4 separate regions of the Homo sapiens genome follow, and all the other regions are linked to region 1. The links are chromatin loops, found by intact Hi-C in ENCODE. Cell type or tissue: psoas muscle. All regions are shown on one strand. Links, peaks and the distances in the headings refer to the core of each region. The heading gives the core; the rest is flanking DNA. Region 1 has its middle 51 kb from the start of MIR183. Region 2 overlaps NRF1 (nuclear respiratory factor 1). Region 3 holds the start of LOC105375500 (a long non-coding RNA gene). Region 4 overlaps NRF1 (nuclear respiratory factor 1).

Evidence for each region. A loop is a pair of places that touch in the nucleus more often than their neighbours do. Peaks named below come from ENCODE experiments on the same cell type or tissue, not always from the same donor. Only the 100,000 strongest peaks of a DNase experiment are listed, where the experiment ranks them.
Region 2: it touches region 1 in a loop (7-fold over the local background); 84 of 110 quality-filtered maps call a loop at or near these places.
Region 3: a loop joins it to region 1, with 2.6 times the contacts of the local background. A loop is called at or near these places in 14 of 110 quality-filtered maps.
Region 4: it touches region 1 in a loop (2.5-fold over the local background); 7 of 110 quality-filtered maps call a loop at or near these places.

The regions. Positions count from the first base shown.
Region 1 is chr7:129,821,706-129,829,530 of GRCh38, reverse strand. No RefSeq gene overlaps it. Among named protein-coding and RNA genes, the nearest start is that of MIR183, 51 kb to the right of the region's middle. RefSeq lists an enhancer at 3,105-3,154 and silencers at 3,475-3,824, 4,125-4,204, 4,275-4,324. In psoas muscle, for the core only: a CTCF peak has its summit at 3,623 (motif pointing right); DNase peaks (open chromatin) are centred at 3,110, 3,630 and 4,150; H3K4me3 peaks cover 1,924 bases; H3K27ac peaks cover 1,430 bases.
Region 2 is chr7:129,661,075-129,668,899 of GRCh38, reverse strand. The region is part of intron 2 of NRF1 (nuclear respiratory factor 1); the gene reads right to left. Among named protein-coding and RNA genes, the nearest start is that of NRF1, 53 kb to the right of the region's middle. In psoas muscle, for the core only: a CTCF peak has its summit at 4,338 (motif pointing left); no DNase peak of the experiment used is centred there.
Region 3 is chr7:129,338,655-129,346,479 of GRCh38, reverse strand. All of the region lies in intron 1 of AHCYL2 (adenosylhomocysteinase like 2), which reads right to left. LOC105375500 (a long non-coding RNA gene) reads right to left here and starts at 5,703. Exons shown (of 2, transcript XR_927962.3): 1 at 1-5,703. RefSeq lists an enhancer at 6,175-6,739. In psoas muscle, for the core only: a CTCF peak has its summit at 3,222 (motif pointing left); no DNase peak of the experiment used is centred there; H3K27ac peaks cover 950 bases.
Region 4 is chr7:129,737,824-129,745,648 of GRCh38, reverse strand. All of the region lies in intron 10 of NRF1 (nuclear respiratory factor 1), which reads right to left. Among named protein-coding and RNA genes, the nearest start is that of MIR182, 29 kb to the left of the region's middle. In psoas muscle, for the core only: no CTCF peak of the experiment used is centred there; DNase peaks (open chromatin) are centred at 4,408 and 6,028; H3K27ac peaks cover 3,679 bases.

The sequences.
Region 1 (7,825 bases), core at 985-5,984:
GAAGGGGACTTAAGAGGTACATGGGTCACGTGAGCAGTCATTCCATTGATCTCAATAAGGCAGCTGCTTTTAAACCCCTCCCAGGAGAAGTCTCAGTGCAGTCGCCGGCACTTGGGTCCCCCGACCTCCCCCCTCCACCAACCCCAGTAATCTCACCCAGCACCACTCAACCTCTCAGCCTCAGTCTAGCTGTTTCCCAAGTGGCAGGTGGCTTGTCACTACCTGCCTGAGTCATTGTTCCTTTCCTGGGAAGGGGACCGGGGTTTCTGAGGCACGTTGTCCTGGAAAAGAAAGCTAGTGGGCTCTGAGCCCCACAGCTTTCTTGCTGGCTCTGAAGACTGCTCTGTCCTCCTGGGAATGAGTGGCTGTGACACTGGATCTGGGGGTGTCCCGCTTCCCACCCAGAACCAAGACAAAGGATTTTTCTGACTCCCACAATCCCTGGAGCTGCAGAGGCCTTGCAGCCCCCTGGCAGGCTGAGCAGCCCTATTTGTAAGTAGCATCTCAGGGGCTCATCCCCCCTGAGTCCCGGACAGTGCAACTTGGGCCCAAGCCTGCTCTCTCGGGCCTCAGGGTGTACTGTGTGTGCACCCCCCAACGTCTTGGGACTGAATAGTTATCCTGACCAGGGATTTAATGTTAGAAGATAAAAGATAGGAGCATTTCCCTCTGGCTGTGTGTATGTGTGTGTGTGCATGTGTGTCTGCACGCGCGCGTGTGTGTACCTATGTAGTGAAGGGTGTTTATTTTCAAAAAAAGGGCACTTCTGTGGACCTGGGCTCCTCAGAGCTCTTTGGGGCTCAAGACTTGGCTCCCAGGACCTGGTGTCGAGGGGTCAGAGGTGGCAACAACGGACTTGGACTCCCTAAGAGAAAACTACACCCTTCTGGCTGCCGGTACTTGGCAATGAACCTAGAAGGGGGTGCCGGATGCCAGGTGCGGCTGGCATTCAGGCCTCCCTCAGCTTCCTCTCCTGGGGTCCTGGCCACCAAGGCCAGCCAGCACGCGGCAAGAGGCTCCTTGAAGAAGCTGCGGCCTCCTTGTGGGCAGCCTTGCCTCTGCTTTCCTCAATTCTGTAAGCAGCGCATCAGGGCCTGCTACGCACCACTCATGTGTTCACGCGCATAGGACAAGGCTTTTAAAGATGCACTTCTTTTTTTCTTTTTCTTTTTCTTTTTTGAAACGGGATCCCACTCTGTTGCCCAGGCTGCAGTGCAGTGGCATAATCATGGCTCACTGCGGTCTCAACTGATCCTCCCACCTCAGCCTCTTGAGTAGCTGGGACTACAGTCACAAGCCACCACGTCCGGCTAATGTTTGTATTTTTTATACAGATGGGTTTTGCCATGTTGCCCATGGCTGGTCTTGAACTTCTAGGCTCAAGCGATCTGCCCACCTTGGCCTCCCAAAGTACTGGGATTAAATTTTAAAACGAGTGTAAATTGTTCTGCAAAACAACTTTGTTTTGTAGGACTACGTGTCACTTTAAATGTTGAAAATGTAGCGTCCAAATTGAGATGTGCTTTGTGAAATGCCCCCTGGATTTCAGAGTTAGCACAAAAATAAGAATGCTCTCATGAGCCACCGCACCCAGCTAAACGATGCATTTCTGCCAACTTGAAAATTATGTGCTGGTAACAAATCAGGATTCCAGAAACATGCCCTCCTCCAGAGAGGACCACCATGGGCAGGGCTGAAGAGGGCTTCCCCTCGCGAGTCTCGCTCACTGCAGTGAGCCCTTCGGTGAGTAGAACAGGACATTAACTGCTTGTGCTGTGCCAAGTGGCTTAGTCACACAGTGGCATAACCATGCTAGAACCTGGGTCTTCAGGCCATCCATACGTGTTCTTTCCAAGAATCATGCTGTGCCAAGCTCAGTGCCTGCCCCCAATGCCCGCTGGGGCTGTGGGTACCTATGTCTGTGTGAACCTCATGCTGCCTGGGCCCTATGAGATGCTCCCTGGCTGACCTCCTGCCCAGGGCTCACTCTATGGGCGTGGTCTCTGAGGATCAGGACCTTTCCCCATACACATCCCCATTTCCACTGACAATGGTTTCCCCAACCTCCGGTACCTGCAGTACGGTCAGAAAATAAAACTAGATTTAACTCAAACCCACTTCCTAGTGCAGAAATATAGAAATAGAATGTGATCTACATTTATCATTAAAAACATTCTAGTAGCCACGTTTTTTAAAAAAGGTTAAATGTTTCATTTAACTCAATATATCAAAAATACTTCAGTGTGAGGCCGGGCGCCGTGGCTCACTCCTGAATCCCAGCACTTTGGGAGGCTGAGGCGGGTGGATCACCTGAGGTCAGGAGATAGAGATCATCCTGGCCAACATGGTGAAACCCCGACTCTACTAAAAATACAAAAATTAGCCGGGCATGGTGGCAGGCACCTGTAATTTCAGCTACTTAGGGGGCTGAGGCAGGAGAACCAGTTGAACCTGGGAGGCAGAAATTGCAGTGAGCCGAGATGACGCCACTGCACTCCAGCCTGGGCAATAGAGTGAGACTCTGTTTCAAAAAACAAACAAAAATTTCAGCATGTAATTCACAGTAAAGGAATGAGATAGTTTCGATTCGTTATTTTTGTGCTAACTCTGAAATCCAGGGGGTATTTCACAAAGCACATCTCAATTTGGACGCTACACTTTCAATATTTAAAGTGCCGCATAGTCCTACAAAACAAAGTTGTTTTGCAGAACAATTTACACTTGTTTTAAAATTAAAAATTAATTAAAATTATATACCACGAAAAATGTGATAATCAATAGCCACAGCTGGCTACCTATTCAGAAGCACGGGCCCTAGCAGCCTCTCCGTGCTGCAGGGATCTTTAGAGAAGCAGGCCTGGCGCGGTGGCTCACGCCTATAATCCCAGCACTTCGGGAGGCCGAGACAGGTGGATCACTTGAGGTCAGGAGTTCGAGACCAGCCTGGCCAACATGGTGAAACCTCGTCTCTACTAAAAATACAAAAATTATGCGGGCATGGTTGCACACATCTGTAATCCCAGCTAGGCTGAGTCAGGAGAATCGCCTGAACCTGGGGAGGTAGAGGTTGCAGTGAGCCGAGATTGCGCCACAGCACTCCAGGCTGGGCGACAAAGCGAGACTCCGTCTCAAAAACAAAAAACAAAAACCACGAAGCTGGCAAGTGACAAGAGCAAAGGAGCAACTTTGCTTGGGAATCTAGGGCAGAACCCAGAACCTCCCAATCCGCGGAGAATGTTCCAGGTACTGGAAGGGTGGACGGCGCACCCAGTCCGGTCCCTGGGGGCGGACTGGGTGGCCAGGCCGGAGCTGGCAGTCAGGGGAGCCTGGGCAGCGCCTCGGTCCCCTTGGGGCCTTGACTTCCAGGACGTGAGAACGCCGCCAGTCCTGCCTCGTGGGCCGGAGCCTAGCAGGCCCCGGTAAAGGAATCACTCTGTGGGTTACACCTGTCCTCCGCGGAACTGAAGCTGCCCGGGCTCCAGGCGTGGACAGCGCAGCCCAGTAGGTGAGCAGGCAGGGGCGAGCAGGGCGGAGCGGGTGGGATTGGGCTGGGCGGGCGGGGTGGGGCGGGGCTGCGGAGTCCGCGCGGCAGTCCCCGCCACGGCCACCAGGGGGCGTACGTGCTTCGTGCTTCGGCACCCGCTCGCGGGCGGGAGTCTGGGTGGGGCGGGGTTGGCCGGGGCAGGGCGGTCCAAGTGGCCCGCGGGCGTGGACCCGGGAGGCCTCTGGCATCTGCCCCACCTGAGAGGTGGGAACCGGGCTGGGAGGGACGTAGATTCCTCATCGACGTGACCCTGGTAGGGAAAGAGCCCCCAAAACAGGGAGTTCGGTAGAGGCGCCAGAGCTGACATGGGCACTGCCGCAGTGCCAGCCACGGCCACCAAACTCTCCCAGCACGGCTGGGCGGCCAAGGCAGGGGTGACGACGAGAGGGGCGGCTCAGCCCACCTCCCCCGCTGATCTGTCGGGAAAGGAGGAAGAAGGGTCATGAAAGCCTCACACACCGCTAGGAGGGGGCATCCTGGAGCAGGGGGCTGGATCAGGACCCGGCTGGATGGGAAGGAGCTGGGTAAAGGGAGGGCACCCGGGTAGGGCGTGGCCCGGGCTGTGCGGGGAGCGGGGAGCGGGGAGTGGACTCAGGGGGAGGGGTCAGCGTTCTGGCTGGCCCGGGGGCACGTGGCCGGGGGGCAGGGTGGGAAGAGGGTGGGATGGTGGGGTGCTGGCTTGGGGCCAGGTCAGGCATCAGAGGCACAAAGTAAAGGATACAGAGAGAGGGGAAGGGAGAAAGGGAGAGACAGAGACCTGAAGCGGGAGGGCCGAGCGGCAGGGCGGGAGGCGAGGATAGTGGGTGGGGCTCGGGCTGCAGGGCTGGAGCCTGGGGGATCTGGAGCACAGGGGCAGGAGGAAGGGACCGGAAGGATACCTGGGCCTGCAGGGCGTTCCCTGCGGAGATTGATTGAGTGAAGACTGCGACGTCCACCTTCAGGGCTCTCTCTAGCTCCCTCTTCCTGTCTCCTATCACTTGCTCTGGGGGAAGCCAGCGGGTTGTTTTGAGCTGCCCTCTCCTTTGGAGAGCCCCACCTGGCTGGGAACCGAAGCCCTGAACCAACAGCCAGCAAGAGCTGAGGCTTGGCGACCACCAGCGCGTGAGCCGGCTGTGGATGCCCGGACCCGGTGCAGCTGAGAATGGCTGCGGCAGGCCTCATCAGCGATCCTGAGCCGCAGCAGCCTGAGAGCAGCTTCCCGGGCTCCTGACCCTTGGAAACTGGGAAATAGATGGGAATGCGGGTTTGCTGCTTTAAGGTTCTAAGTTTTGGGTGTAATCCATTATGCAGCAATAGATACCTAATAGTCTGTGGTTTTTTGGAACCACTGTATTTTCCCCATACTGCTTATCTCTTAACTAGTTTTATGTGAGATAGAAAAATAGGCCGGGCACAGTGGCTCACGCCTGTAATCCCAACACTTTAGGAGGCCGAGGCAGGAGGATCACTTGAGCCCAGGAGTTCCAGACCAGCTTGAGCAACATAGGGAGACCCGTCTCTACAAAAAATGTAAAAATCAGCCCAGCGTGATGGCACACGTCTGTGGTCCCAACCACAAGAGAGGCTAAGGTGTGAGAGCCACTTGAGCCCAGGAGGTTAAGGCTGCAGTGAGCCAAGATTGTGACATTACACTCCAGTCTGGGCTGCAGAACGTGACCCTGTCTCAAAAAATAATAATAATAATTTGTAGCATATTTAAGGCACTGCTATAAATTTTTTAATTTTCTACTTATTACAACTAAACCTAATCTTAAATGATTCTATAATAAAGACTGGAAATAAGAATAGAATGGGAAATTCGTTTCCTATTCTTTCTGTCTGTCATTCTAGCTTTGACTTCCATTTGGAAGGCCACCTCATGGTTCAATACAGTGGCTGGAGCTCCAGAGAAAAGGTGCTCATCTCTCAGCCGACAGCTCCTTTTTTTTTTTTTTTTTTTTTTTTTTTTTTTTGAGACAGGGTCTCATCTGTCATCCAAGCTGGAGTGCAGTGGTGCGATCTTGGCTCACTGCAACCTCCACCTCCCAGGTTCAAGCGATTCTCCAGCCTCAGCCTCCAGAGTAGCTGGGATTACAGGCGCCCACCACCACACTCAGCTAATTTTTGTATGTTTAGTAGAGACAGGGTTTCACCATGTTGGCCAGGCTGATCTTGAACTCCTGATCTCAAGTGATCCACCCACCTCGGCCTCCAAAAGTGCTGGGATTACAGGCGTGAGCCACCACACACGGCCTGACAGTTCCTTTTAAGGAGTCTTGGAAGCCTCCTCCACGCTTCCACTTAAACCTCATGGGCAAAACTGAGCCACAGGCCCACACCCTGCTTAGGGGAAGTTGGGAAATATACTTCTTCACCTGGGCACATTGCCCCCTTGAATAAAATTGGGGTTCTAGTGTAACGTGGACCTTGCATTTTTGGAACTTATTAGAACAAGTCAGCTCTTTAAAAAATTGTGAGACAATTGGGGAAATTTAAACAATAAGTAGTATGTTATGATATGAATAAATTATGATTTTTTTTTTTTTAGAAAGGATCTCACTCCATTGCCCAGGCTGGAGTGCAGTGGCACAACCATAGCTCACTGCAGCCTCAATCTCCGTGGCTCAAGTGATCCTCCCACCTCAGCCTCCCAAGTAACTGGGACCACAGGCGCACGCCACCATGCCCAGGTAATTATTTGGGGTTTTTTTAGATGTGAGGTCTCACCCTGTTGCCCAGACTGGTCTCAAACTCCTGAGCTCAAGCCATCCTCCTGCCTTGGCCTCCCAAAGTGTTAGGATTACAGGCGTGAGCCGCCACACCTGGTGATTATTTTTCTATAGGTGAGAAAGGTATTGTGTTTTGTGATAAAGGTATTGTGTTTTATATGATATTGTGCATATGTATATATTTACTAGTGTATATGTTCAAAAATCACCTGTTGGAAATACTTACTGAATTTATGGATGAAATTATATGTCCAGATTTGTTTCAGAATAATCCAATAATGGGGTGGGAATGTAATAGAAGAAACAAGGTTAGCCATGTGTTAAAGCTGAATGACGGCTATGTGGCATTCTTTATACCATTCTCTGTTTTAAATAGGTTATACATTTTTCATAATAAAAATTTCTTTAGTCTGTTTTTTTGTTTGTTGGTTTTTGAGATGAAGTCTCACTCTGTTGCCCAGGCTGGAGTGCAATGGCACAATCTTGGCTCACTGCAACCTCTGCCTCCTGGGTTCAAGCGATTCTTCTGCCTCAGCCTCCCGAGTAGCTGGGAGTACAGGTGCGTACCACCCTACCCAGCTATTTTTTTTTTTTTTTTTTTGTATTTTTAGTAGAGAATGGTTTAGTAGAGAAGGGTTTCACCATGTTGGCCAGGCTGGTCTCAAACTCCTGACCTCAAGTGATCCACCCACCTCAGCTTCCCAAAGTGCTGAGATTATAGGCATGAGCCATTGCACCCGGCCTTTAGTCTGTTTTTAAGTAAAAGTCTTAAGGTCTATATTTGAAATTTTGCAATTCTAAAAAATCAGGATTCTATTAATATTACTAAGGAATAGGAGAGGTTGGCTTTACCAACATATAGAACAGGCTCTGTCACAGTGACTAGCAGTGGACCTCAGTCCTTAACTGGCAGAGATGGGCCAAATGCCCGGTGATCTGATGTCCTCCCTCCAGGCCTTGCCACCAGCTAGACCCCTCAATTGCCTGGGACTTACTGGATCCTGTGTGTGGCCAGGTTTGCATTCTAGGCCTTGGAGAAAGGGGTTTAGCTGGAGGCATGTAAGACCCTGGCCCAATCCCCAGCAGTTTATAACTTATTTGAGCAACCATCACAAAGCTACAACACCCACACTCCAAGTAGTCACTCCAAGATAGCGGCTAAGTACGTGGCAAAGTACATGTGTGTTCTTTCAGTGAGAAGGGTGAGGCCAAGGTGTGACACCTGGAGGAGGAGGCAGGGATGATAAGGAGAGGAGACCCAACTGAGAGAAGAGCATGGGATCAGGAGGCTTTGCTGAGCCTCGCTGCCAACTGCATGGCCAGAAGGCCGAGGGAAACAGGTTCTGTGCCTGTTTCTGGCCCTAGCAAAGGAATGTGTTGTTCAGGATAAAAAGGCGAGCCACAAAGTCTCCCTGTTAACAGTGACAGTCATAACAACAGCAACAGCAGCTAGTGTTTTAATGTTTCAGGCACCCAGCTAAGGGTTTAACTTACAGCAAGGCCATGAGGCTGGTATGATAACCCTGCAGTGGACACCTGTTATTTCTGCCTACCCAGCATCTGTTCCCCCTTC
Region 2 (7,825 bases), core at 1,236-6,235, 160 kb after region 1:
ACTCCAGAAAGTCCTTTCATGTCCCTTCTCAGTCAATTCCCATCCTTACTTCTCAGCAATACCTAGAATTCTTCTTTTTTTCACCATACATTAGAGTTTTGCCTATTCTAGAGCTTTAAATAAATGGAATCATATAGTAAGTAGTAAATCATATAGTAATACTCTTTCACTTAAAACTTCACTTAGAATAATGTTTCTAGATTCATCCATGCTGCCACATGAACCAGTTGTTTTTTCCTTTTTGTTGCCAAGTAATATTCCATTGTTTGGATAAACCAGTTTGTTTACCTATTCTTCTATCTGATGGATACTTGGACTATTTCCAGTTTTAGGCTACTGTGCATAAAGCTGCTTGATTTGATTGATTTATAAATTTAATACAGTTCAAATAAAACTCTCAACATGGGATTTTGTGGAATTTGATAAACTGATCCCAGTATTTAAATAGAAGTGCAAATGGCCAAAAATAGCCAAAACAATTCATAAGATTTTAAGAATTTGAAGGCATTCATCCTACCACATATTAGTAATTACAAGGCTATACTCATTAAGGTTATATCTCCACTGATTAGAAGGATGAGATGAGATAAATAAATAAGAGCATAACTATAGTCATTAAACTAGTGTGGAACTGACTCAGGGATAGACAAATCAAAGCAACTGAATTGCAGATTTCATAAACATCCTCCTGTGTCAGAAAGATAAAAAAAAGTATGGGCTATTAAATATATGATGCTGGTTATCCATATGGAAAAATAATGAAATTAGATCCTTACATACAAAAATAAATTACAGGTGGATTAAAGGCCTAAATGTAAAACAATAACCTCAATAAAACAATGAAAAACAAAAGAAAGCTTGTAATCCAGCACTTTGGAAGGACAAGGCAGGAGGACTGCTTGAGGCCAGGAGTTCAAGACTAGCCTGGGCACCATAGCAAGACTCCGTATCTACAAAAAAATTTAAAACCAGGCATGGTGCTGCACACCTGAGGTCCCAGCTACTTGGGAGGCTGAGGCAGGAGGATCACTTGAGACTAAGAGTTTGAGGCTGCAGAGAACTATGATTGCATCACTGCACTCCAGCCTGGGTGACAGAGTAAGATCCTATCTCTAATAAATAAATAAATAAATAAATAAATAAATAAATAAATAAATACCTTTAAAATTGAAAATTAAAAAAATTATAACTTCTACAATAAACTACTATAGAATATTTTATAAAGTCAGAGTTAAGAAGAATTCCTTAAACAAGATCCCGAAAGGATAAACTATAAGGTAAAAGATTAATAAATTTCACAATAATATAAATAAAAACCTTCATGAACAAAAAAATAAATAAATGGGGGTGGGCAACAAACTGGGAGAAAATAATTACAATACATATTATTGGGAAAGGAATACAAAATATAGATCAATAATTTTTATAAATTGACATAAAAAAGACCAAAAAACTGAGTTGGGAAATGGGCAAAGGTATAAACAGGAAATAGGCAAAGAAAGAAAATTGAGACGTCAATAAAGATCCAAAATGGTGCTCTACTTTGTCTTACTGCACTCGCTGGAACCTCTAGCTCAAAAACACAAATTAAACCAACACTGAGATGCCATTTTATACCTACCAGATCTGCAAAAATGAAAAAGACTGGTAACACCGATGGTGAGAATGAGAAGTAACAGGCGCTACAGCATACTGCTTGTGGGGATGTAAATGAACAGGATTTGGAAAGACATTTAGCAATATCTAGTAAAGTTGAAAATGGACATCTTTGGCCCTCCAATTCCCCTCCTGGGTATATCTTCCAGTAGTACTTTTCAAGCTACAGCTAGTATGACCTTTCAGTGACTCATGAGTGTATTTTTTTCTAATAAAATAGAACAGACTAGAACATATCACAGAGTATACAATTTGCAGTAGGGGTTAAGTATTATTTCATTAAAAATTGTAGTTTTGGCTATATGTGTACTCATTTATTCTGGGTCACAATGTAAAATGTATTACTGTGCTACATTGTCAAAACAGAAAAAATTACAAACAACCTGATTATCTACCAATATGTGAAATATTCAGGCTGGATGCGGTGGCTCTCGCCTGTAATCCCAACACTTTGGGAGGCTGGGGTAGGCAGATCACTTGAGGTCAGGAGTTCGAGACCAGCCTGGCCAACATGGTAAACCCCATCTCTACTAAAAATACAAAAATTAGCCAGGTATGGTGGTGTGTGCCTCTAGTCCCAGCTACTCAGGAGGCTGAGGCAGGAGAATTGCTTGAACCCAGGAGGCAGAGGTTGCAGTGAGCAGAGATCGTGCCACTGCACTCCAGCCAGGGCAACAGAGTGAAACTCCATCTCAAAAAACAACAACAGAAAAAGAAATACTCAGATAATGAATGGAATACCATATAACAGTTAAAAACAGCCACATTATCAACATGGGTGAATCTCAGAAAAATGTTGAACGAGATAAACATATTACAGAAACATAGTATCAGAGTGATACCATTAATATAAAATTTAACACATGCAAAACAATGCTAAATATTGTTTAATCATACAGACACATAATAGCAAATATAGACAAATGCAAGAGAATGACAAAGACCAAATCTAGAATACTGGTTACCCCAGTGGAGGGAGGGAGGGAAGGGAGCAGGATTAGAAAGAGTTCCACTGAGAATTTCAACCATATCTGTACTTTTTATTTCTTAAAAAACATTTGATGCAAACATGTGAAAGCAGTAATAACTGACAAAGCTGGGCAGTGGGTGCACATGCATTTGTTATGTCAATCTTGATACTTCTCCATATGATTCAAATATTCAAGTATTTTCTACTTGCTGCACAATTTACCAAAACTATCACTCTCAAGATATTAATTACGTCTATAGACCACGTGAATCTTTCTCCACTTCTTTATTAACCTATCCTTTATCATTTCAAAGAAAATGAAATAATAAATCCAATTTTGTTTAAAAAGAAGTCCTCTAGGGCTAGGCCCAGTGGCTCACGCCTGTAATCCCAACACTCTGGGAGGCCAAGGCAGGAGGATCACTTGAGCCCCGGAGTTCAAGACCAGCCCTGGGCAACATGGCAAAACGGCATGTCTGCAAAAATTTAAAAAATTAGCTGGGCATGGTGGCGTGCACCTGTCCACGAGGATGAGGTGGGAGGATCATCTGAGCCCAAGGAGGTTGAGGCTGCAGTAAGCCATGATTGTACCACTGCACTCCAGTCTGGACAACAGAGTGAAACCCTGTCTCAAAAAAAACCAACAACAACAACAACAACAAACAACATACTGGTGATTGATACTAAAAGAGGTCAACCAACTTGAGATATTGTTTTTATTACTTGAAGATTTCGTTTAGTTGCACTACAAATAAACTTTTTTTTCTTGAAAATCAACAATAATCAGGGGCTGTCTGTGCTGCAGAGAATTAGAAGTGTTTCTGACAGGCAACACAATATAGTGAATGGTCATTTACCTTTTCTGGGTCACCTTTCAGATATGATGAATGCTACAGACCAGCTCCTCAGAAAAATCCCCACGCTGGTTAAGTGGAGTTGGGATTCCAACCCAGGAAGCCTGATTCCAGAGCCTGGGCAGGTAAGCCCTGTGCTCTGCTGCCTCTCGAAATTCCTTACCACACACAGCCCCTAGGCCCTGGGTGGTCTGACTCATGCCTGCCTCACAAGGCTCCAACCACACTGGCCTCCTTCCCATTTCCCATCTGCAAGTCCTTGCTTTCAGTGTTTCTCAGTCTGAAATGCACTTCCCTTTGCTGACACCTAACTGCCTGTCAGTCACAACCTTCCTCCTCAGAGAAGCCTTCCCAGACCACCCAAACTAGCAGCAATCTGCTGTCCTTCTCTCTCCATTACCTTCCCGCATTATTTTATTCAGAGCATCCAATGCTTTCTCAAATTATTTTACTTTATTATTGGTAGCTCTCCCCCACCACTGGATGAAAGCTCCTTCAGAAACAAACTCTTTTCTCCCCCCAATAAGCCTTTCGCACTCCTAAGAAGCAAACTCTTGCCTGCCTTGTGCATAGTATCTACATAGGTTACATATATGTACTATACATTATAATTCCTCAATAATTGAATATTAAATGATCAAATGGAAGTCATTTCTACCAGCTGTGTCTCACTTTCCACATGTGCCACACAAAGGGGTCAAATTAAAGTCTTTGCCTGGTCTTAACACTATCACAAAGCAGTACAGTAATACAGCAAAGCCATGTCTTAAAACCATCTTCCTTCATAGAAAAGCAGTGGACCTGGATTCATTATGTCAAGATGCCCTCTGCTGGGACACATAAGCATTTCACAAAATATATTTTACAAACATTTCAAGTGTTTTGCCCCTAAGACTTATTTTTAAATTCACCACTCCGGAAATACACAGTGGACAGTAACTGACAGTAATAAAGTTGTTGTTCATTGAATCTGTCTTCCTCTTCTTAAATACAGCATATATTCAAAACATGTAGTATTTTGGCCACTCCTCATCATTAATTTCTTGTCTAGCTTTTCTAAATACCTTCTAAGATCAATATCTAATACCATACCCATTCAGGCATGGTTTATATGAAGTCTTTTCACCATGGTGCTAAATGTTCAATGTAAACAGGAAAGTGAAAGATATAAAATGTAGCCCAGCTTTAAGTCATTTAGTAGCCCAGAAAATTTTAAAACCTTAAATTGGATCCCTCTCCCTCTCCCTCTCCCCTACCCTCTCCCTCCCTTTCCCCCTCCCCCTCCCCCTTTCCCGTCTCCACTGTCTCCCTCTCTTGGGGAGCCTGGACTGTACTGCCAAGATCTCCGCTCCCTGCAACCTCCCTGCCCTGGGCTCCGGTGATTCTCCTGCCTCGGCCTGGCGAGTGCCTGGGATTCCAGGCACACGCCGCCACTCCTGACTGGTTTTCGTATTTTTGGTGGAGACGGGGTTTCGCCGTGTTGACCGGACTGGTCTCCAGCTCCTGGCCTCGGGTGATCTGCCCACCTCGGCCTCCCGAGGTGCTGGGATTGCAGACGGAGTCTCGCTCACTCAATGCTCAATGTTGCCCAGGCTGGAGTACAGTGGCGTGATCTTGGCTCGCTACAACCTCCACCTCCCAGCTGCCTGCCTTGGCCTCCCAAAGTGCTAAGATTACAGCCTCTGCCCGCCCGCCACCCCGTCTAGGAAGTGAGCAGCGTCTCTGCCTGGCCGCCCATCGTCTGGGATGTGAGGAGCCCCTCTGCCCGCCCGCCCCGTCTGGGAAGTGAGGAGCGCCTCTGCCCAGCCGCCACCCCGTCTAGGAAGTGAGGAGCGTCTCTGCCTGGCCGCCCATCGTCTGGGATGTGAGCAGCCCTCTGCCCGGCCACCCCGTCTGGGAGGTGGGGAGCGCCTCTGCCCGGCCGCCCCGTCTGGGAGGTGAGGAGCACCTCTGCTCGGCCGCCCATTGTCTGGGATGTGAGGAGCGCCTCTGCCCGGCCGCCACCCCGTCTGGGAGGTGAGGAGCGCCTCTGTCCGGCCACCACCCCGTCTGGGAAGTGAGGTGCGCCTCTGCCCGGCCACCCCGTCTGGGAAGTGGGGAGCGCCTCTGCTCGGCCGCCCCGTCTGGGAAGTGTACCCAACAGCTCCGAAGAGACAGCGACCATCGAGAGCGGGCCATGATGACGATGGCGGTTTTGTCGAAAAGAAAAGGGGGAAATGTGGGGAAAAGGAAGAGAGGTCAGATTTGTACTGTGTCTGTGTAGAAAGAAGTAGACATAGGAGACTCCATTTTGTTCTGTACTAAGAAAAATTCTTCTGCCTTGGGATGCTGTTAATCTTTAACTTACCCCCAACCCCATGCTCTCTGAAACATGTGCTGTGTCCACTCAGGGTTAAATGGATTAAGGGCGGTGCAAGATGTGCTTTGTTAAACAGATGCTTGAAGACAGCATGCTCGTTAAGAGTCATCACCACTCCCTAATCTCAAGTACCCAGGGACACAAACAGGGCCGAAGGCCGCAGGGACCTCTGCCTAGGAAAACCAGAGACCTTTGTTCTCGTGTTTATCTGCTGACCTTCTCTCCACTATTATCCTATGACCCTGCCACATCCCCCTCTCTGAGAAACACCCAAGAATGATCAATAAATACTAAAATAAATAAATAAATAAATAAATAAACCTTAAATTGGATTAAGATGATCCAGGATTGCTAGTGCCCTCGGGCATCTCGCAGAAGCAAACAAAAATCCTCTCTAGAGGAAGATAACATTATACTAGACCCCAAATTATTTCTAGAAATAATTTTCCAAACACAGCATCCAGTATTCATTGAAATATAATAGTACACCAAGAAAAGAGCCAACGTGAACAAGAAATGACATTAACAACATGTAACAGAAACTTGAGAGAGAATTACCAGGTAAATTATAAAATTATTTGTTTAAAAGAAATTTTTTTCCACTATTGGAAACCGTTCAGTGCAAATCTCGGAGGAAACACACACACACACACACACACACACACACACACACACACTAGAAATTCTAAAACTGGAGGAAAAAAAACACTTGGTTAGTAGTTTTGGTTAAACTATTAACAATTACCAAAATTAATAAGTCAATGAACAGATTTAGAAGCACCTTAATAAATAAAGAAAAAACAAAGAAAAGAGAACATAAAAAAGGCACCTTAAACACAGCTGATATGGTTTGGCTGTGTCCCCACCCAAATCTCATCTTGAATTGTACTCTCATAACTCCCACATGTTGTGGGAGGAACCTAGTGGGAGGTAACTGAATCATGCGGGCAGGTCTTTCCGGTGCTGTTCTTGTGATAGTGAATAAGTCTCATTAGGTCTGGGGGTTTAAAAAAAGAGGAATTCCACTGCACAAGCTCTCTCACTCTTTGACTGCTGTTATCCATGTAAGACATGACTTGCTCCTCCTTGCCTTCTGCCATGGTTGTGAGGCCTCCCCAGCCACATAGATCTGTAAGTCCACCGAAACCTCTTTTCTTCCCAGTCTTGAGTATGTCCTTATCAGCAGCATGAAAATGGACTAATATAGTAAATTGGTACCAGGAGTGGGGTGCTGCTGAAAAGATACCTAAAAATGTGGAAGTGACTTTGGAACTGGGTAATAGGCTGGGGTTGGAACAGTTTGGAGGGCTCAAAAGAAGACGGGAAAATGTAGGAAAGTTTGGAACTTCCAAGAGACTTGATGAATGGCTTTGCCCAAAATGCTGATAGTGATATGGACAATAAAGTCCAGGTTGATGTGGTCTCAGGTGGAAATAAGAAACTTGTTGGGAACTGGAGCAAAGGTGACTCTTGTTATGCTTCGGCAAAGAGACTGGTGGCATTTTGCCCCTGCCCTAGAGATTTGTGGAACTTTGAACTTGAGAGAGATGATTTAGGGTATCTGGCAGAAGAAATTTCTAAGCAGCAAAGCATTCAAGAGGTGACTTGGGTGCTGTTAAAGGCATTGTTTTATAAGGGAAGGAAAACATGAAAGTTTGGAAAATTTGCAGCCTGATAATGCAACAGAAAAGAAAATCCCATTTTCTGAGGAAAACTTCAAGCTGGCTGCAGAAATTTGCATAAGCAACAAGGAGACGAATGTTAATCCCCAAGACAATGGAAAAAATGTCTCCAGGGCATGTCAGAGGTCTTCACAGTAGCCCCTCCCATCATAGGCCTGGAGACCTAGGAGGTTTCAAGGGCTGGGCCCAGGGTCCCTGTGCTGGGCACAGCCTAGGGGCTTGGTGCCCTGTATCCCAGCTGCTCCAGCTGTGGCTGAAAGGGGCCAACACAGAGCTCGGGCCATGGCTTCAGGGGCTGCAAGCC
Region 3 (7,825 bases), core at 1,047-6,046, 480 kb after region 1:
TCCATGTCTTTTGCCCACTTTTTAATCAGGTTGTTTGTGTCCTTATTATTAAGAGCTCTTTTCATAGTTTGGATAACAGTCCTTTATCATATAGGTCTTATGCAAATATTTTCTCTCCGTCTGTGGTTTGTCTTCTCATTCTTTTGATACCACTGTTTTTAACAGTTGAAAAAACTGAGGCTCTGAGAAGTTTAACTACTCAAGGCACATAGTAGGAAACAGCAAAGACAGGACTTTAACTCTGCTCTTACCATCATTCCATGTTGTATTTCCTAGGATTTATTTGAAAAAGGAGACACAATACTGAAGGAAAAGGAACAAAACCAAATACCAACCACCACCACAACCACTCTGGTTGTAGAAAAAGGAAATTACACACCCTTACCTTCTCTTATCCCACAAATCCTCTCTGATAATCTTTTCTGTTACCATGTTTCAGTTATCATCTATATGCTGATAACTGCTAAATCTCTACTTAGACAGCCCAGATCTCTCAGATCTATATACTTAATTGCTCATTGGACATCTCCACTTATACATCCCACAGGTTCCTCAAACACAGCCTGTCCAAAACTGAACTCATCATCTTACCCCCCCAAACCTGCTCTTCCTCCTCTAGGATTACCTATGTCAATAATTGAGCCTCTATTTCGGAAACCTGGAAGTCACTCTGAGATCACTTCATCCTATCCTACCACTTCATTTGCAGAAATGGCCCCAGTATATAATTCTGTGTTCTCCAGCCAATGATCCTATCATTGTCTTCCTATTCATGAACTCTTTCCCAGTTTCATTTTCCTTCTTTTCTAGCCTAGATTTCCTGTCCATCTTGATAATGTGACTCTAGAAACACCTTCACTCAGTCATCAACGGTCTAGACTAAAGCAAGCCAACCACAACAACACCTTCACTCTCTTCATTATTTTTGCCAGGCAAAACCTAAATTCTGATGACATATACTAATTAATTCCATGTTTGGGCCCAAGCAGTTACATGTTGCAAGAGAAAAACCATGTGTGACTAAGCTGACAGGTTTCATATTAAAATCACCTTCCTAAACATCTAATGAGCATCGATAGTTCTTCAGTCATCTTACAAAGTTTCTTTAGTAGGCACATACTCCCCTATCCTCTCCCAAAAAGAATACTGTATGTTTGTCCCCTCAACTTCTTCACCTTCAGGTGGCAGACTTACTTTATATATAAAAAAGAAAATAAATGTAAGAAAACAGAAAAATGTCTGATGTAAACTCTCTCCCTTTCCAATCACCAGGCAAACCTCATATGCACAGCTTCCTTCTTACCCTCTCCCACTGAAGGCAGAATTTTTCTTTTCTTTTTTCTGTGGCCCAGGCTGGAGTGCAGTGGCATGATCTCGGCTCACTGTAACCTCTGCCTCCTGGGTTCAAGTGATTTTCCTGCCTCAACCTCCCGAGTAGCTGGGATTACAGGCACCTGTCACCATGCCTGGCTAATTTTCGTATTTTTAGTAGAGATGGGGTTTCACCATGTTAGCCAGGATAGTCTCGAACTCCTGACCTCAGGTGATCCACCCGCCTCGGCCTCCCAAAGTGCTGGGATTACAGGTGTGAGCCACCATGCCCAGCTGAAGGAAGGATTTCTATTTGAGCTACAGTCTGTTCCCTGTCAAGTTAGTAAGAACTCTTTTTTTTCCTCCCCGCTTCCTGCCCCTTTTAAGGACTCTTTCCGCATGACCTGGTAGCTTATTTAGCTCTCCCACCACTCACTCCTTTGTTCACTATACTCCATCAACAGTCTTCTTTTCCAACTTAGGGCCTTTATACATACTGCCACCTGCTTTGTTTCCTTCATAACACTTATAATTTTTGGTTACTTCAGTTTATTTTCTCTTTTGTTGCTGACTCATCTCACTACTATCACAACCCGAGGCAACCACTGATCTGTTCTGTTACTATAGATAGATTTGCCTTTTATGGAACGTCATACAAATCATATGGAATCATAAAATACTCTTTTATATCTAGCTTCTTTCATTTAATGTTTTTGAGATTCATCCATACTGTTATATGAGTAGTTCATTCTTTTTTACTGCTGAATAGCACATTACATGGGTGTACCATACTTTATTTATCCATTCATTTATTGATGGACATGTGGTGTTGTTTCCACTTTGGGGCCATTATGAATCAAACTGTCATGGACACTTGTGTATAGGTCTTCATGTGAACAATGGGCTTCATTTTCTTGGGTAAATGCATAGGTAAGGGTGAAATTGCTGGGTCACCTGGTAAGAATATATTAAATTTATAATAAACTGTTTCACACCAGCAATGCATGATCATTACAACTGTCCCACACCCTCATCAGTAGTAGCTATTGTCACTCTTTTTAATTTTAGCCATTCTAGCAGGTGTGCAGTATCTCACTGTGGTTTTAATTTGCACTTCTCTCGTGGTGTTGAGTATCTTATATGCTTATTAGCATTCATATAGTATGTACTGTGCTATGTCTGTTCAAATCATTCCTCCATTTAAGAAACTAGATTATCTTATTACTGAGTTTTAGATTCCTTTATATGAATTCTAAATACCAGTCATTTTTCTGTATATGTATTGTGAATATTTTCTCCCAGTCTGTGCTTGCCTTTTTATTTACTTACCTGTGTCTTTTGAATAGAAGTTTCTAATTTTGGAGAACTCTATCAAAACATTTTCTTTTAGAGTATTTTTTGTGTGCAAAGAAAGTTTTGCCTACCCCAAGGTCATGAAGATTTTCTCCTTTGTTTTTTTCTATAGTCTATGATCCATTTTGAGTTAACTTCTATACTTGGAATGAGATCAGAAACAAAGTTCACTTTGCCCCCAAACAGTATTTAGTTGTTCCAGCACCATTTGTTGGAAAGAAAAATTTTTCCCCACAGAATTATCTTGGCTTCTTTTTCAAAATCCAGTTCATTCTATAGGTAGAGGTCTATTTCTGGAACTTCCCATTGCTCTAAGCTCCCCCTCTCCCTTTCTTCTTAAGTATTAAGCACAAAATAGTCTTCGAAGTCATAATTGATAGCAGGGAAGGTGCCTTAATTGTCCATATATCGCTAACAAAGTGACATCAGCATGACAATTTAATTCCTATTATAATGCAGGACAAATAAGAAAACATATGAAAATTAATGCTAAGTTCATCATAAACAGACCACTAAAAACAAACAATATCCTAGTGCCCTCTAGTGGGAGGAAACTGTACGGATATGCCAAGCAAGAAAGATGAGCTTTTAATAAACACTACTCACAGGAATATTGAATACCAAGAAATGTGACTAATATTTCCATGCCTTCTCCTCATGCTTTTTAAGACAAAAAATTTTAAATAAAAAAGGAAAATGTTTTGCTATTTTAAGCAACTTTAATCCAATGTGAATGCAATGAAATAGAAAATTGGATAGACAAACAAAACAGGTATTTGGAATTTATATCCCCATAGTATACTTCCCTATATAAAGGAAATGGGGCCAGAGGCCAAAGGAAAAGAGAAAAGATTTCACATAATTAAAAGATGTAAATGAAATTGTTTCAAGATACATAGTATAAATACATTATCAAGATATGTATGTTAATATATACTTGTAACACATAACGTGTAATATTATATACATATATGCCAAATTTTTCTAGAATGAAGCACAAGATGATGTCAACAATGACTGCCTGTGGTGAACAGAGGTGAGTAGGGAGAAAGGAAAGATTTACATATCCCTTATTTTAAACATGTAAAATAAATGCTCTTACTTTAAAATAAGGTCTACCACTTTGAAACAGTCTAATGGTAATTTTATATGCTTATACATGAACTCCCAAAATAGGTGGCAAGTGAATAATACTGCGTTTAGAACAGTGTGTTTCAACAGTTGATTATAATTAACCCTTGTTAAGTCCCTCAAGGTACAAAGCTACATAGCCGCATTCTCTAACACACAGAAGGGAGATTACTACAAGTTCCCTCATCTTTTAATTGGAAGTTCTTGGTATATTCACCTACCTTTTGCTTCTTTATTCCTATTTTAAAGGAAAGGGTCTCTCTCTTCATTATTGTCTCCTTCAAACTACCTCCCTACCCATATATTTTTAAAATCTATTATTCTGGTCACTTAGGATCAAAACTGAGTCATGACTCTTACTCTCCTTCCACAAATGTTCTTTGTTTCTTCTGGATATTACCTTTGAGTTAATGGGGAGGAGGAGTCTAAGAAGACTTGGGTTTCTGGTGCTCTCCTACCAGCTGATAGGGTGAATGATGATACCAACAAGTAACAGGAATACTTCAACACTGGTGTCCCTTCCCAACTCCACCCCTGTACTTTTGCATATAATTTCCTCAGTTTAAAATGCCTGCTCTGTCTCCTTCTTATTAAACTCTTTCTATTTACTTTCTGTTCTCCTTCCCTTCTCTTAATGCCAAAGTACATGCTGGTTCCCACATAAAGCTTTACCTTTATAACCCTGGAGATAAACCATTCTTCTGAGTGGTTTAATGGTTGTAATTACTGCCTGTACCACTTAACAGACTTGTAGTCCATGCTCCTTTACACTGATATTCTTCTCTTTAAGCACTTGCTATTTTTTCCCAAGTGTTGGTAAATTCTCAAGATCGTGGACAGATTACACAGTTTGTTTTATTTCTACTATCTTGCCACAAATAGGTTTCATATGATAACCATGAGTGTGTTATTCCCACCCTCGAAATTCACAGGCATTCGACAAGAAAGCTTTGGGGACAATAGTCACTTTTACTGCTATCAATGACTTACACATACTCAGTCCTCCATTCCATCTTCATCTGCCTCCCACCTCCATCACCACCCTGCCAGCCACTGCCGCCGCCAGATCTCTTCATTCCTATACTTTCCCTTTCTTTCTCTGGTAAGTGGTACCAAAGAATTATATGCTATGCTTTTAGTTAATTCTAACGAAGGGGTTCAGAGTATGCTACCCTGGCATAAGAACTATTTCACACTGAAGGCAGTTGAGAAAAAGCAGACACAGAAGTTCTCAGCCTCCCTCCCCACATCCACCTTTCCTCTACCCTTGTGAAAGTGTCCCCCAACCACTTCCCTTACCAGGAAGGAGATAAAAAGCCTCATCACTGGAGAAAGGATGGCACTGAGAGTCAACACAAACAAACCTTGCTAACTAGCCTTTATCTACCTAGTTTCTCCATATATTTGTGTTCCCACACTTGCTACCCCTAGAAGCTCAATGTCCTTTTCCTTTGTCTTGTCACTTCTCTAAAAAATTTCTATTCTTTGCTAAGATGCTATGTAACCCCAAGTTCTAACTACCTCTTTGAGTTACTCATCACTGAGCTCTCCTTATGTATGTGCCATGCATAAACTTTGAAGAAAAGAAAAGAAAAACTTTGTTTTTCTCTTGTTAATTTGTCTTTTGTCAGTATAATTTGCAGCCCCAGCCAACTTTTGATCAAACCAGCATAACCTTGATTCCAAAACCAGACAAGGGCAGTACAACAAAGGAAAATTATATACTGATTTCAATCATGGACACAGATATATATACAAAATATGAGCTCATGAACAAAATAGCAAACTAACACAGCAATGTAAAAAAAGCATGATCATATAAGCTTATCCAAAGTATTCAAGAGTGATTAAACATTTAAAATACTACTTTGTAGAATTACCACCATAATGGATTAAAGGAGAAAATATCATATGATCTCAATAGATATAGAAAAAGCATTTGATAAAATTCAACAATTCATAATTTTTAAAAAACTCAAATGGGTAAAAGCAGTTCTTAGAAATTAAAAATAATGGAATTTAAAATTTCAACAGAAGAATTGGAAGAGGAAGTTAAAAACAATTTTATAAACAGTAGATAAAACGACAAAGGGGAGAAATTTTTTTTTTTTTTTTTTGAGACGGAGTCTCGCTCTGTCTCCCAGGCTGGAGTGCAGTGGCGCGATCTCGGCTCACTGCAAGTTCCGCCTCCCGAGTTCACGCCATTCTCCTGCCTCAGCCTCCGGAGTAGCTGGGACTATAGGCAACTGCCACCACGCCCGGCTAATTTTTTTGTATTTTTAGTAGAGACGGGGTTTCACCGTGTTAGCCAGGATGGTCTCGATGTCCTGACCTCGTGATCCGCCCGTCTTGGCCTCCCAAAGAGCTGGGATTACAGGCGTGAGCCACCGCGCCCGGCCTGAAAAACTATTTTTTTTAAACTGGCAGATCAGGACAGAAAGTCATAAAGAACAGAGGAAAAGGGGCCAGGCGCGGTGGCTCATGCCTGTAATCCCAGCAGTTTGGGAGGCCAAGGCGGGCGGATCACAAGGTCAGGAGATCGAGACCATCCTGGCTAACACGGTGAAACCCTGCCTCTACTAAAAAAAAATACAAAAAATAAGCCAAGCGTGGCGGAGTGCGCCTGTAGTCCCAGCTGCTAGGGAGGCTGAGGCAGAAGAATGGCGTGAACCCGGGAGGCGGAGCTTGCAGTGAGCCGAGATCACGTCACTGCACTCCAGCCTGGGCGACGGAGCGAGACTCCGTCTCAAAAAAAAAAAAAAAAAAAAGAGCAGAGGAAAAGGAAAAAGAGAGCAACAAGAGCAAAACTGGATAACAGTGTACTCCTTCAAAATTCTAAAAGAAAATCAATTAGTGGCCAGGCGAGGTGGCTCATGCCTGTAGTCCCACACTTTGGGAGGCTGAGGTGGGAAAATCACTTGAAGCCAGGATTTTGAGACCAGCTTGGGCAACAAAGCAAGACCTTATCTCTAAAAAAAAAAAATAATTAGCAAGGCATGGCAGAATGCACCTGTAATCCTAGCTACCAGAGAGGCTGAAGTGGGAGGATTGCTTGAGCCCAGTAGTTTGAGGCTGCGATGAGCCAGCCTGGGCAACAGTGAGAGATCCTGTCTCTAAAAATGAAAAGAAAAATGGCAAAAAATAGTCCCCAGAATGGTGTGAATTTTAATGGCTGCATTAAAGGCATGGAAACATAGATGGATACATAACTACTGAAAAATATAACAAAGATAGTTACCAGTCTTCTTCTATCACAAACACTGCAGTAACTTATATCTTTGTATATACTTTTCATATATGTTTGGTATATCAATAGGGTACATTTCTAAAAAGTGAAATAATTTGGTCAAAGACTACATACATTTTTAGGTTTGAGAGATATTAACTCTCAAACTGCCCTCCAAATTGACTGCACCAAGATTGCACTTCCACCATGAACGTATGAGTGTCTGTTTTTCTACACCTAGAACTGGTTCTTTAAAACAAACAAATAAGCAAACATAAGAGACAAGAACCTAAATGGCTAATGTGAAGTTAGAACCGAGGGAGAAGTTGAAGAATCAATGTGGCAACATCACTGAAATATAATAAGGGCACTGAGAATTAGATAACAAATCAATACCAACTTAGGAAACAGGATGCCTTTCCAAATAAAAGGAAAGGAGCAAGTTGAAAGTCTTAATAGCTTCTATTTTTCCATTAAAGTAGGAAGTGAGATCCGAACACAAAGGATGTGCAGAAATTTGAAAGAGACCCATCACTTAAAATAATCGTAAAGTGGACAGGGCCTATATGTGACACAAACTACATAAGACACTATTAAGAAATTAAGCTCTATTAAACTACATTAAAATCAAAAGACAAATGACAAATTGGGGGAAATATTCACAATTCATATTACAAAGGACCTTTTTCTTCAATATACAAAAAGCTCCAACAAATTGATTTTTTAAAAGACCAACAATCCAACAGGCAAGTACGCAGAGCATGTCACCAGTTTACATAGAAAGAGAAATAAATACAAATGGCC
Region 4 (7,825 bases), core at 1,728-6,727, 85 kb after region 1:
CTTTAAACTGAAAATGGCAGGAGAGAAAGCGTTCTGCTGAAGCTTGTGGAATATGCACGTGCTCTGGAGCAGCGGTCCCGAGCATTTTTGGCAGCAGGGACTAGTTTCATGGAAGACAGTATTTCCATGGATGGGGGGGGGGTTGAGGGGGATGGTTTGGGGATGAAACTATTCCACCTTAGATCATCAGTTCACAATAGGTTCGTGCTCCTATGAGAATCTGATGCCGCTGATGATCTGACAGTAGGTGGAGCTCGGGCGGTGATGCTTGCTCACCTGCCACCCACCTCCTGCCGTGCCAGGGACTGGGGACCCCTGCTCTGGAGGACATCTGATCTGACTGTACAGAGCAAGGCAAGGGGTACCCAGTAAATTCCCAGAAGAAATCACTAGGAAGAAGGGTGGGAACAACACTCAGGTTGAAGTCTGTGTCCCAGAGGATAGATCATGGCAATATGCAGAGTGCACCAATATTTTAAAATGGAAAGTGGAGCCCAGATGACAAACCTCAGAAGAAGAAAGTCACCAGGAGCCTGCAACAGTCAGGTGCAGAAATGAACAGCAGGCCCACTCAGGAGTTACTCAGAGTTAGGAAGGGAGATTTATTTATTTTTCTGTTATTATTACTTTCAAACTTTTTTTTTTCTTCAAACTTTTTATGATGGAAAATGTCAAATAGGCACCAGGAGAGGGAGGAGTACAATGAACCCCCATGTGCCTGTCATCCAGTCCCTGCCTCTTCTATCTGAGCAGGGATACGCTGAGGCAAGGAAGCTTCCAAAGATGTACTCGTGACTTTTCATCCCCTCACTCAGCATAATCTGTAGAGCACCATTTAGGAAAAAAACCACAAAAAAACTAAAACTTTTTAAGAGCACATAAAGGGCAGAATTAAATTTGCTCTAGGCAGTGAGACACCTGAAAAAAGCAGATCAGTAAGTGGAAATAGACAGTAATGGGGCTTTAGAGTAAGATGGAAAGAACTCTATCCCAATAAAGTTCATCTTCATCAAGTTTTTCTCCTGCTTTTCCTATCTGAACTGTACTTAGCATAGCCAAATTGTTAATGGGGACAAGTTCTTTATAAAAGAATCCCAACTAGAGGTGGGAGGATCACTTGAGGCCAGCAGTTCGAACCTGTAGTCTGGGAATAGCCACTGCACTCCAGCCTGGGTAATGTAGTAAGACCCTGTCTCTTAAAAAAGAATTCCAGCTAATAAATGAAAAGGAAACATTTAACACTAGAAAAATCAGATAATCAATGGAATCAATGGTTACTAAAACTATCAGGTGACCGAGTGAGGGGGACTGCACAGTAGAGGAATCCCACCATCCAAGCAGGAAGCAGCGCCTGGAATGACAGCCTCACAGTGACTCTATCCTCCAGCTGCTTCCTTCTTTCCCCAAAGATGAACCCACCTGTGGCTTTGTCAGTCAGGATCCACTTGCGACCTGCACGATCTGCCATAAAGAGGCCTGACAATAACACAGAACTGTTAAAAAAAAAAAAAAAAAAAAGCACCGGGCAAGATGGGCCACCAGCCCCGCTGCGGCGCTTGCAGCCTCCCATGCACATCTGGTGCAGGGTGCACAGCCTCGCTCCTTCCACCCGTGAGGAAAGCCTTCGGCAAGCATGCCAGCACCAAGTGCTAATGTGCACTTAGACCACCAGATCTTAGTTCAGTTGAAGGGAGAGGAGGTCATTTCCCTCATATTTCCCCCTCGCCGTTGGAATTTGTGATGTGATTTTCTTGTAGCAGACTTACCTTCCTAATTATGTCTTCTTTAAGCTAATATGAAAACTAATTTGTATTCCCTAAGTACCCAGCAGCTGGGTCGGGGGGCAGAGGAGATGGTCCAGGCTTACACTGGCTCGCTCAGAGAAATTGCCCAAGGATTTAAAATGTGTCACGAGTAATCTGCGTGACAGATAATCTGTAGGTAACAAGTAAGAGTTGACTATATTCACATTTGTAAAACCAACAGGCCACTTCTGTATCTTAGGACCACTATGAGGATAAATAACATCATGCTTACATGATTTAAGTTCTTGAGAAAAAAAGACACTGTCTAAATTTGAAGTAGTATTGTTATTTTACGTGGGCTTTCTCCAGGAGTCAAAGCAACTGTGTAGTAGCTACTAGACACAGACAAATGGAAGAAGCAAGATTAAAGGCCCTGTCCTTGGTCCCAAGAGTTGCTGAAAATGGAAAGTGTTGGCAGCCCAGCGTTCCACACCCAGCAGCATTGTCCACACAATGCACAACTTGTTTACACACTCTTGGCCCGAGTGTTCACATGCCCTCTTGTTTTACTAAGGTGCTCCATTTAATGAGAAAAGGACTGTCTGGTCCAACAGCAGGGCTGTGAAAGTTTAATTAGGAGAAGGCCAAGGAGAAGGTCAGCTGAAAGTGGACATTCCTAAAATTAAATTTCCTTTTCATTGTTATAATTCAGGTTTTTTTTTTTTTTTAAACAAGGGGTAGGAGTAGGCAAAGGACATGAAATCCTTGGAGAAAAAAATACAAAAAGGTGAAAAAGAACACAGTCTAGGTAACATGGCTGGAAGGAGTTGTTCCAGAAACATTGAGGCAAATTTCATTTTTTCCTTCCAACAAGCCTGCAATAGAAACTCCCAGGCTTCCTTAAGCAGCCGAGGCATTTCAAGAGGTTCAGACCAACCTCAAACAGTGTGGTCCACTGGAGCTTCCTGTGATGATGGGCACGTTCTGTTTGAGTGCTGTCCGACACAGTGGCTACAGAGTGCTTGAAATGTGGCCAGCGTGACTGAGGAACTGATTTTTAAATTTTATTCTGTTTTAATTAAGTTTAAATAGCCAGAGCACAGCTCTAAAACCTTTCCAGAGCTTCCAGTGTGCCAACTCCATATCATAAACGTGCCTCCGACAGACAGACACATACACTCACACTGTGCAACACTCTTAAGAGTTGCCTTTGTTTAAATGGAAACTCAATCTAAATTGGATGCTTTGTATTCACCTAAAATATAGATTTCTGGTATTTCCCTTATTTAAGTCACAGGTTCTTTCCTTTACTGCCATACCTCATCAACTTATTTTAACACCCTCCAGCCCCTCCCCCACCAGGCCTCTGCATGAGAAACTATCAGCATGTGAGAGCAATGCAGTGTAGGTATCTGCATGTTACAGTGCTACGGGAATAAGGAGAGGATGGGCTGGGCAGAGTCGGAAGACTGCTGGACGCCTCTCTAGCGAGCCAATCTGATAGCATGGTCTTTGTAGTCTCACTCACAGCAGTGTCTCGGTTTCCATATTTAGACCCCTTCAATGATTCTCAGATGCAATTGCTAGGCTTTATGATGGCAAAGTTTTTTGTTTTTTTTTTTTTTTTTAATCAATTTCACTTAGAAAATCCCATTTAGGCTCTGAAAATCTCTAAATTGGGGCCTTTCTAATAATGAAGATTTGGTGTAATTATAATGTCACAGGCAATTGTGCTGACAAAGCAAAACCAGTATGTCTCCTTGCCAGGCCTTTGCTCTCAGTCTGACCAATAGGAGGAGAAAAGAGGCTTTGTCAGGAGCAGATGTGCACTGGGAGGCCCCAGGAAAGCAGATCTGTTGAATGAAGCAGGTGCCACTTAGACATTCACTTCACTGACTCCAACCACAACCTCCCCTTCATTTGATATCCTGCTCTTGGCAGAAGGATGGAGAAAGAGCATCGCACAAAGAGGAAGCATGTTTATCCTGTTCAGATTACTGCTTCTGCCAGGCTGCTGCTGCTGTTGGGTTCTGCACATTTGCTCTTTATTAAGCAAATGTCAGAGCTGGGTGCTGGCAAGTGAATCCCTGTATTTACACAGGTAACCTGAGAGCCAGAGGGCCCCAAACCATCCTGGCTGCGAGGGACAAGCTATTAGAGTTAATAACAGTGCACTGGCATTCCTTCAAAATCCTAATGGAAGCATAAATAAAAAGAGGAAAGTCCCCTTTACCCAAGAACCTGAAAAACTTTATAAGAATTTTTCCTGTTCTAATATTGTGATTCCTGTGTGAACAGTGATTAATGCCCTTTTTACATGCTCAATTAAAACCCACTTTGCCATCCATGTATTGAATAGAAATGACTCCAATTAAACTTGTCCAATTATGGCTCTGGATTTGGTATGCCAGAAAAAAAAATCCCTTTACAGAATAGCGCTCACAATGACAGGCACAAGATTCAGTCTTGGTTTATAAGGAGCTGGAATAATCTAAGACCAAAATCTGCCTTTACATACAAAGACTCCGAAAGATCTGCGGACCTAAAGGGAAGGAGAATGAGACAAAGAAGCATGTAACTTGGCCTTGAGGACACCGTGGATGGAGAGGAGACCACAGTCAGTGGTGTCCATCTGCCAGATGGCAGGGACCTTGGGAATCTGTCCGGAAGCCCTGACCTGAGTTGTCTGCTCGGAATGTCCCTGGCTCAGATTGGTGTTCTGTTCATAGGATGGTGTGCTGGCTCATTGAGTTTCCCCAAGCTGAGAATACCCAACACAGGCAGACCAAAGAGTAAATGAATTTGCATCTATTGAAGTACAGAAAAACAAAAAAAAGAGGACATGAAGGTATGCCAAAGGGACTTGATTCCTTTGGGGCCCTGACATGTCGACTAGAGGTATCCAGTCTTTCACATGAAAAGTATCTAAAAGCTACATCTGAAGGACATGGTCATGGCTTAGATGAGCACTAAGAATAAAGAATGACAGCTACTGGCCTATCATCTCATTGTAAAGGCCCTCTGTGTCTACTTTTGATCTGCAGTCTTTAAGCCTTCAAATAGCAGAGCTTAGGTTAGCAATTCCTGGCATATAAACGATGAATGCCCGAGGCCACCCCAGGTTATAATGGTAGAGAGAGAATGACACATCCCCTCTGGATGTGCAGACTACACAAGGAACCTAAACCCGCAAAGAGGGACAGGAGATACTCTCATGAGGCAGTGCTGGTCTTTCTGAAGGTGTCCACAGCTCAGCATCTCTGCAGGAGGCAAAGAAAAGCACCAAAGAACCCTGGCAACTGGAAATCCCTCCAGCTACGGGGGGTATGCCTGAGGAGTGACAGAAAAGGCCTGGTAATTCTAGAGAAGAGAATCTCAGTATGCCTGAGGGATATGATGGGACTTCCACCAGGAACACAGGCTTCCCGAAGTAGGGATCCTTGTGGGAGATTCACTACCACCTCTCTGCGAATGAAGACTCACTGGCCCTGGCCCTAAGCATATGTGCCAGAAGTACTAAGAGTGAACCTCTGAAGGTTACTTCCCTTCCCATTCGGTGTGAGTGATTAATCATTATAATGGTAATAATCATAACAGCAGTTGTAGCAGTGGTAGTCAACAGTTACTGCATGCCTCCAATGCCCCAGCCAGTAAAGAGAGTAGGACTATAGTCTCTGCTACCCCGCAAATTAGTGCCATCAACACATCTCCCAGGATGGGGGAGATTGGGGAGTCAGGAAACTGCCACCTCTTTCCAAGAGCTATTTTGGAAGGCACTTTGGACTTCAGGAGGTCATTATGAAGACAGAGGAGGAGGACACGTTTGAGAAGTGAAGAATCACCACTGAGCTGTCCCTTCCCCTCCTCAACACCATGAAAAGGTTGGGTGAGAAACACACATGGGGCAGAGAACTGTACCCCTCTTTGAGTGTCTAGAATCAAGAGCCCCAGTGAACAGCTCTGTGCTCCCATTTTTCAGCAGCAGCTCTGTTTCACTGTGAAATCTGGAATTCATGCAATAGTCATGGCTCCTGTCAGCTTTGTGACCCGTCAGGCTTCAGATATTTGATCTTTTGGCGGGCTACTATAAATCCATTACAGCACCTGGCTGCAGATACCTGTAGCCTAGAAGAGAAACTTGCACTTGTGAGGAATCCAAGTGGAAATATGCACATGGCCTGAGTCATGAATAAACTCACTAGGAAGTGAGTCTTGATGTCACCACTGTCTCCGGTCTCAGGTTTTCCTGCTTGGACTCTGCAGTGCATAAAAATAGATCAGTTCTCCTCGCAACCCTCCCACCCTGCTGTTTACTGGCTGCGGATTACTGCAGTCACATGGGTAGATTTTTTTTTTTTTTTTAAAAGCAAAGCCATGCTGTTTATGAGCTGAGAAGGTCACTGGAAGACAAAGCTCATGAAGTATTTGTGTTGTCCTCCCCTGTACAGAGAGGGTACAACTTGCCAGGAGACCACAGTGTTATTGATATAGCCCTTAGATCAGCACCACCCAATAGAACTGTCTTCAGTGATAGACATGTTCTGTATCTACACAGTCCATTAAAGTGGCTACTAGGTACATGTGCCTGTTTACATTTAAATGTGAATAAATTATAATTAAATTAAAAATTCAGTATCTCAGGGCGTATGTGGCTATTCAGCACTTGAAATATGATTGTGACTAATAACTACCTTTTACATTTTATTTCATTTTAATCAACTTGCATTTAAATTCAAATAGCCACATGTAGCTAACAGCTATCATACTGGACAGTACAGATTTAGATGTTAGGTTTTGGTATCATGTTTTTATTTGCCTCTGCTAAGATTTACCGTGAGTCTTTGACTTCTAAAGTGAGTAAAACATAGCTGCCACCATTCTTTAAAATAATCCTGCAAAGGAGTCACCACACCAAGTACTAGCATAACCAGATGAATAATAAAGGCCATGATTTTCATTTGTATTATGCCTTCTTTACTTCCTAGGTAGGCTAAGCTGGCAAGAGGGAGTGAAGGGGAAGAAGGGAGTTTCATTGGGCAGTAGAAAGAGTACTGGAGATCTGGTATGATTTCCAGTCTTACTATTTAAGAGCTGACAGATCCTGGGCAAGTCCCGGTTTTAGCTGCTTCTGAACAGGGCTCAGAAGATCTATTCTACTCAGTTTACTGGGTGAAGGTAGAATAATGCAGACACTGCTTAGCCATTTGCAAGAAGATGATGGTGGCAGTGGTGGTGGTTGTAGCAGTAGTAAAAAAACAAAATGAAAGAATGGACAATGAAAGGAAAAAGATGAAGACCCTAAATAATTATGCTCAATGTGTATAGCCAAAAGGCAAAATTACAGCCGACTGAAATGGTTATTTTCCTGGTATGACATCTACCAACATGCTTCCCAGAATGAAAACGATTCATCTTAGAGAAAAGTTAGCTGACTTAAATGGGAAAGTCCCTGTCTGCAAAGAAAGCCTATTTCCCAGGGGGGCGTGTGGAAGACACTAAGAGACACTGCTGTCCCAAGGTGCTGCACCACATACAGTTCCCAGGAAAAGCCGCCGGCTCCCAGCTCAGCTGGAGCCACAGGCAACGCTGCATACTCCCCTCACTCCTCTTCATTTTGATCCACAGCTCACAGCTCTCCTTATATTACAAGAAGGAATCTTTTCAGGTCTAGGACTATCCCCTCCTCCCCCTCTATTTAAAAAAGGCCTGTGATTCCAAAGGAGAAACAGTTGTAATACACATGAATCTTCATTTGCTTTTTCTTACAGAACAGGCGATGCCTCAGCGCAGTCTGAGACCAGCACTCTAGTGTCTTCATTTTCTCTCAAGGCACTCTATCAACAAGGGAGTGGGTGGAAAAGACCATTTACCTTACAGGAGGGCAGCCTAAAAATCCACAGCTACCAGCTGTGCTGCTCTTTGGGGACCTTGAAGATGAGAGGCTTGTATCCTGGGACTCACAGCTCACACAAAAAACAGTTGCTTAGGGGCTGCCTGCTTCAAGTCCTGAGGCACTGAGCTTACCATCTTTGGATAAAAGCTACAAATAGTATCACAGTGTCATAGAACACAACAGCACT